Linked DNA regions of Homo sapiens: region 2 is linked to region 1. The links are chromatin contacts, found by Hi-C or POLR2A ChIA-PET in ENCODE. All regions are on one chromosome and are shown on one strand. Each heading gives the region's core, a stretch centred on a gene start or an enhancer-like site at or near the end of the contact. The rest is flanking DNA. Distances are from core to core; before and after follow the strand shown. Region 1 has its middle 81 kb from the start of ZNF365. Region 2 has its middle 190 kb from the start of ZNF365.

What was found. Hi-C counts contacts between places; a loop is a spot of excess contacts on that map. ChIA-PET counts read pairs that join two places held with the same protein, here RNA polymerase II (POLR2A). Pooled maps may share reads with other maps.
Region 2: a loop to region 1 is called in a map of cardiac septum, with 2.3 times the contacts of the local background. The contact joins two enhancer-like sites. A Hi-C loop is called at or near these places in 3 of 168 maps with a recorded cell type or tissue (CD14-positive monocyte, cardiac septum and heart left ventricle), 4 of 37 single-sample maps with no recorded cell type and 4 of 50 pooled maps. POLR2A ChIA-PET finds 5 or more read pairs at or near these places in 3 of 52 experiments (AG04450, OCI-LY7 and PC-9).

Annotation. Positions count from the first base shown.
Region 1 is chr10:62,453,246-62,457,290 of GRCh38, forward strand. It overlaps a transcript of ZNF365 not described here. Among named protein-coding and RNA genes, the nearest start is that of ZNF365, 81 kb to the left of the region's middle. Within about 2 kb of position 1,971, at least 9 of the 41 ENCODE cell types and tissues checked have a DNase peak (open chromatin) inside an H3K27ac peak, as active enhancers do.
Region 2 is chr10:62,562,731-62,566,775 of GRCh38, forward strand. No RefSeq gene overlaps it. Among named protein-coding and RNA genes, the nearest start is that of ZNF365, 190 kb to the left of the region's middle. Within about 2 kb of position 1,886, at least 18 of the 41 ENCODE cell types and tissues checked have a DNase peak (open chromatin) inside an H3K27ac peak, as active enhancers do.

The DNA of each region.
Region 1 (4,045 bases), core at 721-3,220:
GTGCCCATTAAGTAATTTCTTACCATCCACATCCCTTTCACTCTCTCACCCTTATGAGTCGCCAGTGCCTATCATTCCCCACTCAATGTCCACGTGGACACATTATTTAGTTCCCACTTATAAGACAGAACAGGCTGTATTTGTCTTTCTGTTTCTGAGTTGTTTCACTTAAAATAATGGCCTCCAGTTCCATTCAAGCTGCAAAAGAGTGATGTCATTCTTTTTAATTGCTGCATAGTATTCCATTGTATATATGTACCACATTTTCCTTATCCAATCATCTGTTGATGGATGGACACTTAGATTAATTCCGTATCTTTGCTATTGTGAATAGTGCTTCAATAAATATGTGGGTGTAGGTACTTTTTTTAATATGTTGATTTCTTTTCCTTTGGGTAGATACCCAGCAGTGGGATTGCTGGATCAAATGGTAGTTCTATTTTTAGTTCTTTGAGAAACTGTACTCTTTGACAAAGAAATTCTACTTCTATAGATTTTTTTCTCCAAGGAAATAAATATGAAAGTATGTAGCCATAAAGATGTTCATTTCAAGATTGTTGAAAATAGTGAAAACTTGGAAACAATTTAAATGTCTAATATTTGGGATATGATTTAAGTAAGTTGTAATACATCTTTACCATAGAACACCATTGTAGCCTCACACCCCATTTAAATGATGCTGTGAAGGTTAAAAGAGTACGGATTCTAAAACTTGATTTCTTGGGTTTGCAGCCTGATTGTGAACTTACTACCTGTTAGATATTGGTAAAGTTTCTTAAATTGCCAGTGCCTCAGTTTCTTTTTTCATTTTTTCCTTTTTAAACGTATACCTTGCTGTTCATGTACAACTCAGTGTCTCAGCTTCTTCATGAAGATAATGATGTAGCATTACACCTTCCTCATAGGGAACTTACCAGGTACTTATCAAATATTAGCTATTGGTAGATAAGCAGTTACCAAGCAGGAAAGTCATGTATTACTTCTTATTAAATACAAATCATTGGTTAACAAAAGTCTGTACAATATGACAATGTATTGTATTTTAAAAGATCCTTTTAGAAGGTCTAGACCAGTAATTCCCAAACTGTGTGCCAAGGAATCCTGGGGCACTATGGTGAATTCACAGCAACACCCATCCCAATATATTCTAAAATTTCTAGGGAAACACAGTGACACCTTTGGACACTGGGAACTACATACTACCATTAAGGTGTTTGGACTAAACTACATAATAAACATAATTTATTTTGGTCTAAAATGCTAGACAAATTTACGGAAACACTGAGAGTGCCATGAACCAAGAAAGCTTGAGAACCTCTAATCTAGCTTGTGGACATATACCAAGGTGTTGATGTTACTGAGAGGTGGTATTACATGTGCTTCATGTTTTTTTTTCTTTGCTTCTGATTTATCTAGACTTTCTAATTTTCTGCAGTGAACATTTACTATCTTAATTAAAACAATTTCTTCCTGAATCCGTGCAACAACCATTTATTAAGCACTATTTGGTGTCAATTTCTGGGCTGGACACAGGAAGGCAAAGATGCCACACCCTCAAGGAGCGCATACTTGAGGGTGAGTCTGGAATGTAAACAAATAATTGCTGTTCAGTAGAACAGGCTCTGAGACAGTGGTGCTGATTGGAGTGGGAGCTCTGAGCTCTGCTTTTGGAGATTAGTGCAAAGTTAGGCACATCTTGTGGGATAAATGGGACTTCCAACTGGAAATGGAGAAGGGGTAGAAGAATGTTCCTCCTTGTGGTTTGTGGGTGGAGACTTGGATACATTTGGTGGGGGGTTAAAAGACTGGAAAGGCAGGCAAGGTTAGAATAAGAAGGCTTTGGTGGGGCATGCCTTGGACTGGGCAGTTAACTTGTAAAGGACAGAAAAACGCTGACAGGTTTTAAGCAGGGGAGTGTTATAAATGTTGTGCTGTGGAAGGATCACTCTGGCAGCACTGTGGAGACAGCACAGGGAGGCTGGGAGAGAGCTGGACAGGGAAGGGGACCAGCCAGGAGGATTTTGTAATAGCCCAGGAAAGAGGTCATGAAGCCCCAGTTGGCTAACAACAGATTATGTAATGGGCCCCTGTGGACTAAATCAGCAAAAGCAAATGATCCAGATGTAGAACACTGTTCATCTCAAAATATGTTGGTATCTTTAAAAGTAAAAACTTTTTTTTCTGGTGATAAAGATAATACATGTTCAATACAGAAATTTGGAAACTATAGAAATGTACAAAGAAGAAAATGAAAGCATCTATAATCCCATGAACTGGAGCTGAGATATATGTATATGTACATATACTGTATATGAGAGATAAAAATTAAATATTATATTTATATTTAAATACTGATTTATAAATCTCATATATACATAGTTTATTTAAACTATGTGCATATGGTAAAATAAAATTAACTTAGAGAAGGATAGAAAATAAAAAGTAAATATTGAATGTTTACCACATGCTGGGCACAAAATATAAGAACTTACATATATTTGGTTATTTAATTCTCACAGCAACCTTGTGAGAAAGGTCTGCATGTATTCTGCCATTTTACTGATAAGTGAATTGAAGTACAGAAAGATCAATGTGACTTACCCAAGGTTCAGTAACTTGTAAGTATCAGAGCTGGGATTTGAAAGGAAACTAAGCTGTTTTTCCTCCAGGGCCTGTACCATGAAATCGTGATGGGGCAATTTTGAATGATGTATTTAAACTTCTGTTGTTTGATTCATTGACTTTACACAGTGACTCCTGACACTCCACTACAGCGTTGTCCAACTAAACTTGCTGCGGTGATGGTGATGGACAGATTCAATATCTGTTCAATCTAGTACAGTAGCCACTAGCCACATGTAGCTAGCTGTTGAGCACTACAAATGCTGCTACTGTGAACAAGAGGCTGCATTTTAAATTTTAATTAATTTAAATTTAAATGACCAACTGCTGCTAGTGGCCACCCATGGGACACCACAGATCTCCATAAGATAAAAAAAAAAATGAACACCTCATCCCTTGGTCATATTCTCTGTCCCAGTAAAACCAACTTTATTTCTTATTTCAGTCCTTTCCCATGATCATCTCCATAAAACATGCCTATATTTATATTTCTTGATTTACTGAATTGAACATTATGTTGTCCATGCCGTGTAAGATGAGAAATTATTTTGTGTACGCCACTCCCCCACCCCTCTCTTCTCATTTTTATGAATTTATTTCTATCATTGGTTACCTGTATACTTTGGTATTAGTTAAGATTCTTCTGATTGCAAGTTGGATAGAAAAAGCCAAATCCATCTGATTTCAGCAATACAAAAGGAATTTACTGGCTCATATAAACAAGATCAGAGGCAGAACTGGCATTAGACCAGGCTAAATTGAGAGCTCAATGTGAGCGGGACTCGATTTCAGCTCAGCTGTCCTCAGTCTGCACACTTCATCTTCAAGTTCTATGTGGTGACCACAGCTGTAGCTCTGGTTTCATATCCTCTTAGATTCTAGACTAGCAGGAAAGTAAGCATCTGTCTTTCTTGTAATGCTATTTAGCTGTGACCACAATGATGCTCAGTTAAAACACACACACGTGCGCACACATGCACACACACACACACAAACTCAGTGATTACAACAATAAGCATTTACTTAACATGTGTATGTGTGGGTTGGCTGAGGTCAGATGATCTAGATTGGGCTTGTTGGGGGTTCTGCTGATCTTAGTAGGAGCTGCTCACACTTCTGAGCTCAGCTGGGGGTCAGCTAATTTAGGCTGGGCTTGTATGGACAGCTCTGCTGATCTTTCTTACGCTTCTGGGCTAGTGTAGCTCAGCCCTGTTCCATATGTCTCTTATCTTCTTTCCTGAGACCGGTGACCCATCCCAAGCATATTCTCATGGTGATGACAGAGGCACAAGAGTGCAAGACCAGCTGCACAAACATGTGTACCCTATGCTGTGTCATGTCTGCTAACATCTCATTAGCCAAAGAAAGTCACATGACTGTACCCCAAATCAACCGAATGGAGACGTACTCTCCTCCCATGAAA
Region 2 (4,045 bases), core at 636-3,135, 110 kb after region 1:
AGAACACCTAATTTAAGCAATTCACTTTGTTAGAAGAGGAAATACAACTCCAAAGAGGATAAGTTACTGTCCAAGGCTGTACAGGCAAAGTCTATATGGAGAATCTGATAGACTTTCTGGCTTCTCCTTGGAAGGAAACAAAGTGAAAATGAATTTAATTATGCTAGCCAGAAATGACTCTTAACCAATGTTTTCTAAGTATGCATAAGAACTTCTGCTAAATGCTATAAGACACTGACATGACAGACACTGAGATGCTGCTGTAGCCTCAGTAAGGTAGCAACTGGGAGGTGGCTGGTGACTTCACATTAGAACCACTGGGAGCTTTATCAATACTACTGATGACCTTGTCTGAGCCATACTCTACAGAAATGAAATCTATTGAGAAGTTGGAGGTGAGATGGGGCCCCAGTGTCTGTACTTTTCAAAAACTGCCTGGGTGATTCTAGTGCAGCCAGAGTGGAGAACCACTAGCCTAGAGCAAAACAAGATCCGGAGTCAGAGAGAAGAGAAAAAGATGGCAGCAGAGGCCTCAGGCCAAGGGGTGCCCAGATCACCAGCAGAGAGGAGGCAGTGGTGCTTATCTCCTTATTATGCGCACACACACACACACACACACACACACACACACACTCCTTTCATCTGTCTCCTCTATGGCTACAAGGGGAGAAATCCCTTGGTGGGAATAAGACCAGCATTAAGAAGAGATGGATAAAAAGATCATTGGCCAGCCCAGCCTTGGGCCTAGCTAAATCTTACCAGCATAGATTTGTAAAAAATTCTGTCAGCATGGCCCTGTGACTTTTTCTGAAATGCTCCCATACTCTGTGCTTGGAAGCAGAAAGAGTAGGCCTGTGGGTTATTTAGAGCTTTGGGCAGGCAGGATGGATACAAGCCTTCTTGCTAGCAGCAGAATTGACAGGTGAGAGAAGCTGGTTGATAGATTCCATGCAGATTGTCCTTGTTTCACAATTTCAGTGAACCAGTGATGACTATAAGGAGTAGACTCCACTGTGAGGGGGCACACCTTATTCTACCTGGAGTGAATTCCCTGCCCAGGATAGTGGTGCTTCACTCTGCCCATATCTATGCTTCTTAGATTCCTTTCAAATCTCCCTTAACATCATTTGGAAATAATTTGTATTTTCATTTTGGCTAAATTTTAGACATACAACCATCCCTCCAATTATTTCTGTAATAATGTCCTTCCTGTGCCTAGCGGAACTGCCAAATCCGGCCACAGCACAGCTGATTATGAACTTGTGACTCAGTGGCCGACATTTGAAGACAACCTTTAACTCCAATAAGAAGCCAGCAGCCAGCATCTTCTAGCAATTACTGTAATTTATGTATTCAAAAAACGAAACGGCAATGTTCAGGTTTCTCTAAGAGATTCTTGCCTTAACCACATGAGGACTGAGTCTCGTTTGTAGAAAAATGAGACTAGCTTCTTGTCCTTCACCTCTGACCACGGGGAGTCTCAGAATGAAGTGCTATCTGAGATTAAATTGTGGCTTTCTTTTGTTTAATTTTTAAAATTTTACTATCCCCCGCTCCAGCTGGAAACCGAGAGTTAGTATGCACAGTCTGCTTTCCAACTGAACTGCCTAATCCTCTATGACTCAGCTGTCCAGAGCCACAGCTGGCTTGGCATTGATTTTAAAAGCCTCTCTTTTCTGTCTCTGTCTCTCTCTCTCTCTCTCTCTCTCTCTCTCTCTCTCTCTCTCTCTCTCTCTCTCGTTGTTCTCTCTCCTTTCTGCTTTCCACTCTAAAGTCCCCTCCCCCTCTCCCTACCCCAAGCCAGTTCCACAGTGAATTGATTGCCAGATCTTTCCAATTGGCCATAAGCAGTGCCAGAGGGAAACTCCTAGTTCTCTGGCTACAGGCTTGGGCTGGGGAAGCAGCTCATAAGGTCAGTGTCCCAAACTCAAGCAGACAGCAGTACAAATAAACAGCCATGGGGAGACAGACACGGAGTCAGGAAAATCCCCTACATGACTAGACTATCAGTTTCAGCAATGCCGTGACTGGGAACATCAGGTTCAAGCCCATGACACTGAGGCCAAAGGGTTTGCCTTGGAATAAGCATTGTTCTCAAGCCCATTTCTCTCTAGCCAGAGGCCATATTTTGTTAAAGAAAAAAAATTCACCTGAAGGATGACTGGGAGTCAAAATTAAATAATTATAAAAAATGATACATTTTCAGGATTTGAGTTAATTGAGGTAGAAGGACAATCTAAATTAGTTAAGAACCTGAATTATGGAAGTTCTTGAAAGACAAGTGCCAGTGGGGAAGGGTCCTCTTGGTAGTGTTCTAGAAGAAAATTTGGTATTTGAAACCACACATGTCCATTTAAATGGACAAGAACCATGAGGTTCTTACCAGAGGCAGATTTATCATGAAACTAGTGAGGTTTATATTTCAAGACTCCCCTCTTAGATAGACACAGCTAAGGGGCACTAACATTGTGTTTACATGGTTATATGTTGTAAAATTTGCAAAAGTAAAATGTTTTAATATTCTTTTACTTAAAAAGGGATCCCCAACTTATACAAGCTTCAGACCCCTTGAATCCTGAACCCATATCAATTGGGAAAGGCATTTGGGGATAGATGGGGTGAGTGAAGGGGATTGCCTTTGGGGTCCACTTTTGTTCTTGTTTATTCGGATGAAAGGAGGAGGTACCCTAGTGTGGGGTCCAGCTTTTAATTCTCATTGGTGACTTAGGGCTCCCCTTCGTCCAGGCAGCCTCCCTCTTGCCCCTCAGAACAATCTAATGTGACCCTACAGACACCTCCTGTGATCATGGTTCTTATTTTAGAAGTAAATGTGAGCATACATGTGCCCAGCATAAAGAAAGCATTCTATAAAATGCTAGCTATGGTGGACAATTTTCCGTGCTCATAATGGTACTCCCTTTCTTTTGGGCATTTCTAGTGCAACTCACATCCTTGGCCATGACAATCATCTATGGTTGAATGTGTGACTCAAATCAGGCCTTTTAGAGTCTTTCCCCAGGTTATTCAACTGCAGCATGGGAAAGAGGGTCTCTTTTCTCTGTTCCCAAGGCTGTAAAGGCTATGAACCTATGGCTGGTAGCTGACAGGGATCCAGCCTTGTGGGAAAGCTGGTGTGCGAATGAATTCTAGAGAAAGTCAGTAGCCCTCCAGTGCCTGATTTCAGCACCCCATCCCATTTTCCTGTGGGTTTATAAGCCCACACAATTCCCCTTTCTTCTCAAGAAGGTTGCTGTCTCTTGTAACCTAACTTATCCTAATCCATTTTTAATCTGGAGTCACATGGTCATGAAAAAAATTCTTCCAGCTCTCTGTTTCTCTTCTATTGCAACGAAGTTTCCTGTTGAGCATACTCCCTGTACAATCATCTCCTACAGTGAAATTTCAATCGCTTTTATCAACACTCCTGACATCAGTGAATTACTAAACATCTTTCACTTTTGCAACTCAAACTATAGCACAAGTACCTATTGGGTCCAAGGCAACTGGCTCCCATCTGGACCAGGTAAACTACCTGGAATCTGACTGTGCTTCTACTGCAAAGTAAACAAAGGTACAACATCTCCAGGATCTATTACTGAAAAGTGTGAGGAACTGGTAGGTTGACCAATGATGGCCATAACTTCTGGAATATATTAGGCACTATGTATATGCTGGATTTAAGATTATCTGAGAGCTCAAAGCACATTTTTACGATCACAAGAGTTAAAACATAGACCTGGCTGTGTTGGGTGTAATAATTTTGGTCTCACTGACATTACTCCCTAAGAGATGACTGGCCCTATTAGGGACACCTTGGGATAGTCATTTCCTGTATGTATAGGGCTTTATGGCTAGAGGGCCTCTTAGCACCTGACGACTCTAATTTTGACCCAATAAGATGCAGTGTTTACAATGCATAAATGTATACCGCAGCTCAAATTGATGTAATCAACACTCTAATTAGTGTTGCTGAGAATAGGATCTTTCAATTAAACAGTTAAGAATGACTAGTAACTACTTCACAAATAATATTTGTAGTTGATTT